2 separate regions of the Homo sapiens genome follow, and region 1 is linked to region 2. A link is an interaction called in ENCODE POLR2A ChIA-PET data of the cell type or tissue named here. Cell type or tissue: Panc1. All regions are shown on one strand.

What was found. Peaks named below come from ENCODE experiments on the same cell type or tissue, not always from the same donor. Only the 100,000 strongest peaks of a DNase experiment are listed, where the experiment ranks them.
Region 1: POLR2A ChIA-PET joins it to region 2 with 10 read pairs; 3 of 35 experiments call an interaction of 5 or more read pairs at or near these places.

What each region holds. Positions count from the first base shown.
Region 1 is chr19:3,127,933-3,130,432 of GRCh38, forward strand. No RefSeq gene overlaps it. Among named protein-coding and RNA genes, the nearest start is that of GNA15, 6.8 kb to the right of the region's middle. In Panc1, no CTCF peak of the experiment used is centred here; a DNase peak (open chromatin) is centred at 1,423.
Region 2 is chr19:3,275,576-3,278,075 of GRCh38, forward strand. CELF5 (CUGBP Elav-like family member 5) reads left to right here. Exons shown (of 13, transcript NM_021938.4): 4 at 281-409; 5 at 2,456-2,500. Among named protein-coding and RNA genes, the nearest start is that of CELF5, 52 kb to the left of the region's middle. RefSeq lists silencers at 68-197, 428-727. In Panc1, a CTCF peak has its summit at 8 (motif pointing right); no DNase peak of the experiment used is centred here; H3K4me3 peaks cover 634 bases.

The DNA of each region.
Region 1 (2,500 bases), 150 kb before region 2:
CAAAACTGGCAAAAATTCACCATGATTTTGAGGATTTTTTTTTTTTTTTTTTTTTTGAGATGGAGTCTTGCTCTGTTGCTCAGGCTGGAGTGCAATGGTGCAATCTCGGCTTACTGCAACCTCTGCCTCCCAGGTTCAAGTGATTCTCCTGTCTCAGCCTCCTGAGTAGCTGGAATTACAGGCACCTGCCACCACATCTGGCTAATTTTTGTATTTTAGTAGTGACAGGGTTTCTCCATGTTGTCCAGGCTGGTCTTGAACTCCTGACCTCAGGTGATCCACCTGCCTCAGCTTCCCAAATTTTTGGGATTACAGCTGTGAGCCACTGCGCCTGGCCTGAAAGGTCTAATATTTTAAGCTTCTACTCCCAAGAAATTAGAAAGAGAAGAGCAAACTAAACACAAACTAAAGAGAAAATAATAGAATAGAAATCAATGGAATAAAAAATAGAAAAACAGTATAGAAAAATCAATAAAGCCATAAGCTGGTTCTTTGAAAAAAATTAATGAAATTGATAAACCTTTAGTCTAGATTCACCCTCCAGAGAGAAAAAGAAATTACCAGCAACAGGCACAAAGGAGGGGATATCATTACTCACCCTAAAGAAATTTAAAGGATAATAAGGGAATACTACAAATAAGTGTATGCACATAAATTTGACAACTTAAAGGAAATGGACCAATTTCTCGAGAGACACAAGCTACCAAAACTCACTCAGGAAGAAACAGAAAACCTGAACAGTCCTATACGTATTAAAGAAACAGAATTTGAAGTTAAAGTCTTCTAAAGAATAAAACATTTGGGAGGCTAAGGCGGGTGGATCACGAGGTCAGGAGATCAAGACCATTCCGGCTAACGCGGTGAAACCTCGTCTCTACTAAAAATACGAAAAAATTAGCTGGGCATGGTGGTGGGTGCCTGTAGTCCCAGCTATTTGGGAGGTTGATATAGGAGAATGGCGTGAACCCGGGAGGCAGAGCTTGCAGTGAGCCAAGATCATGCCACTGCACTCCAGCCTGGGTGACAGAGCGAGACTCTGTCTCAAACAACAACAACAATAAAAAATGAAAAATAAAATAAAACTTTAGGCCCAGATGGTTTTAGTGGTGAATCCTATCAAACATTTAAAGAAAAAATAACATCAAATTCTTCACAATCTGTTTCAGAAAATAGAAGAGGATGGAATACTTCCCAACTCATTTTAAGAGGCCAGTATTATCCTGATACCAAAATTAAAGACAGTACAGGGAAATTACAGATCAGTATACTCAAAAACATAGATACTAAAATCCTTAACAAAATATTAGCAAGTGAAATAATGAAATCCAGTGATATACAGAAAGAAAACCACCTCACCACCAGGTGGCATTTATCCCAGGAATACAAGACAAGCTCAACATTGGAAAATCAGTCAATATAACTTGCCATATTAACAGACGAAAGAAAAACTACATGATCATATCAATAGATAAAGAAAATACATTTGATACAATTCAACTTTCATTCATGATAAAAATTCTAAGCAAATTAGGAGTAGAAAGGAACTTCCTCAACCTGATAAAGGGCATCTGTAACAAACCACAGCTAAACAACAACAACAAAAATACTATTGGCCAGGTGTGGTGTCTCATGCCTGTAATCCCAGCACTTTGGGAGGCTGAGGTGGGTGGATCACCTGAGGTCAAGAGTTCAAGACCAGCCTGGCCAACATGGTGAAACCCCCGTCTCTACTAAAACTACAAAAATTAGCTGGGCGTGGTGGCACATGCCTGTAATTCCAGCTACTCGGGAGGCTGAGGCAGGAGAATCACTTGAACATGGAAGGGGGAGGTTGCAATGAGCCAAGATCACGCCATTACACTCTAGCCTGGGCAACAAGAGCAAAACGCTGTCTCAAAAAAAAAAAAAAAGAAAAGAAAAGAAAAAAAAGAAAAAAATATGTACACAAATGTATATAGCAGCTCTGTTCATGATCACCTCAAACTGGAAGCAACCAAATGCCCCTCACGGTTGGATAAAGGGGAATGCATCCACACAGGGAAATACCACTGGACCATCCAAAGCAACGAACTTCTGATACACTCGGCAACACAGAGGAATCGCAAATGCTAACTGAAAGAAGCCAGTCTCAAAAGCTACTTTCTGGACCAGGTGCGGTGGCTCACGCCTGTAATCCCAACGTTTTGAGAGGCTGAGCTGGGAGGCCAGGAGCTCCTGAGCAGCCTAGGCAACACAGAGAAACCCATCTCTACAAAAATAAAAAAATTAGGGCCGGGCGCGGTGGCATCCGCCTGTAATCCCAGCATTTTGGGAGGCTGAGATAGGTGGATCACTTGAGGCCAGGAGTTCAAGACCAGCCTGGCCAACAGGGCGGAAACTTTGTCTCTACTAAAAATACAAAAATTAGGCGGGCACGGCGGCTCGCACCTGTAATCCCAGCTACTCGGGAGGCTGAGGCAGAAGAATTGCTTGAACCTGGGAGGTAGAGCTTGCAGTGAGC
Region 2 (2,500 bases):
GAGACCCCAAAAGACTGCAGGGAGGGCATTCCAGGCGGGGGCGCCACCTGGGCAAAGGCCGGGAGATGGGAGCGTGCAGGGCCCGTGGGAGGGTGGAGAGATCCGGGGCAGGGAAAGGGCGCGGCTGGGTCCTCCCTCGCACGCGCAGAACCGGAGCCGGCAGGGCCCGGGCGCCGCGTCTTCCTGCCCTGCCGCCTCCACTCTGCTGGAGGGAGGGAGGAATCCCGGAGGCCCTCCCGGAGGCCGGGGACTCGGCTGAGGTGGGTGTCGCCGCCCACAGGGGACCGGAAGCTGTTCGTGGGGATGCTGAACAAGCAGCAGTCGGAGGAGGACGTGCTGCGGCTGTTCCAGCCCTTCGGGGTCATTGACGAGTGCACCGTGCTCCGGGGGCCTGACGGCAGCAGCAAAGGTGACTGGCGGGGGCCGGGGCGGGACTGCGAGAGGGGCCGGGCTAGCTCTGGGGGCGGGGCCTGTGGGGAGGGTGGGGCCTGCAGCATGGGGAGGAGCTGGCTCTGGGGTGGGACCCTGGGGAGGGGCGGGGCTTCTCCAGGGGTGGAGTCTGTGGGTGAGGCTGCAGGGGCGGGGCCTTGGAGAGGGGCGGAATTGCAGGGGCGGGGCCTGGGGAGGGGATGGGGCTGCAGGGTGGGGAGGAGCTGCCTCTGAGGGCGGGGCCTGTGGGGCAGGGCCCTGGGGAGGGGTGGGGCTTCTCCAAAGGTGGGCCCTTGGGGAGAGGTGTGGCTGCAGGGGTGGGGAGGAGCTGGCTCTGAGGATGTAGCCCTGGAGAGGCCCGAGGCTTCTCCAGAGCTGAAGTCTGTGGGTGAGGCTGCAAGGGTGGGGTCTTGGGTAGGGGAGGTACTGCAGGGAGGGGTGAAATACGTAGAGTTAGGAGGGACTGGCTCCAGGGGGAGAGGCCCTGGGAAGGGTCGGGGCTGAGCATATAGGGGGTGGGGCTGGCCAGGTGGGGCGGGGCCAGGCCAATAGGAGGCTGGGGCTGGCTGGGAGAAGCTGGTTCACAGGGGTTGGGTGGAGCAGAGACTGGTCCCGCTTGATCCTACCTGCATGCTCTCTCTGCATGCTGGCTGTGGGGACGGGCCCTGAAGAGGGGCGGGGCTGCGGTGGGGTGGGCGGAGATGCAGAGGCGTGGCCTTGGGGAAGGGCAAGGCTTCTCCAGGGGCTGCTTATGGATGGGGATGCAGGGGCAGTACCTTGGGATGAGGCGGTGTCTGGTGGGAGGCGGGGGGGCTTCTCCAGGTGCTGCCTGTGAGTAGGGATGCAGGGGCGTGGCTTGTGATGGGGCGGGGTCTGGGGAGGGGCGGGGCTTCTCCACGGACAGAGTTACCTGTGCCCTGTGGTCTCAGATTCCTCCACCTGACTATTCGTAAAACTGTTTCCTCCTGGTTCTGTCTATGTGATTTGTCCATATGACTGACTGGTGGTCTCTGGTTGTGTCTGTCTGTCTATCTTCCTGCCTGAGAGTCCAAATGACGGTGTCTGGCGGTCTCTGTCCACAGAGCTCATCATGTGGGACCGACTCCACTCTGGTCTTTCTTACCTTACTAGAACTGAATGTGTCTGACGGTTTCAGACCATTACCTGGTTCTTCCTTTTTAAAATTGAGGGCTGGGCGTGGTGGCTCACGCCTGTAATCCCAGCACTTTGGGAGGCTGAGGCAGGTGGATCACGAGATCAGGAGTTCAAGACCAGCCTGGCCAAGATGGTGAAACCCGTCTCTACAAAAAATACAAAAATTAGCTGGGCGTGGTGGCAGGCGCCTGTAATCCCAACTACTCGGGAGGTTGAGGAAGAGCATTGCTTGAACCCGGGAGGCAGATGTTGCAGTGAGCCGAGATCACGCCACTGCACTCTAGCCTGGGTGACGGAGCAAGACTCTGACTCAAAAAAAGAAAAAAATTGAGATGTCTTCCACATCCTACCAAATTCACCCTTTAAAAATGTACAATGAAGTGCTTTTTTTTTCTATTCATAAAACCGTGCAACCATCACCACTATGTAATTCCAGAACATTCCACCCCCTCCCTCCACAATATGGCTGGCCCTTCCATAGTACTCTACCAGTCTGGAGCCAGGTGCAGTGGCCTCTGTATGTTCTATGGACTTTGTCGGTGGGACTGTGTTTCCATTCACCTGTGTCTGGTGGTCTCTGTGTGTGTGGCTGTCTGTCTGCATTAGCCTGGCTGGCTGTGTGGGTGACCAGGTCTTTGTCTAACTGTGGCTGTCTGTCTGTGTGATTCTCCTCCATTCTGACCCTTGATCTGGCTGATTGTCCAGCTGTCCGTCTGAGCAAACGGCTGGCTGTCTTTCTGTTATCAGTTCTCTCTGGCTGCATGTGTCTGACACTGGCCATGTAGGTCTCTGTGTCCCCTCTCCTGTGGCCCCCGCTCAGCCAGTCCTGTGACCCCATCACCCTCTACCTCTTCTTCTTCTCTTGGAGCAGGCTGTGCTTTCGTGAAGTTCTCCTCCCACACGGAGGCGCAGGCGG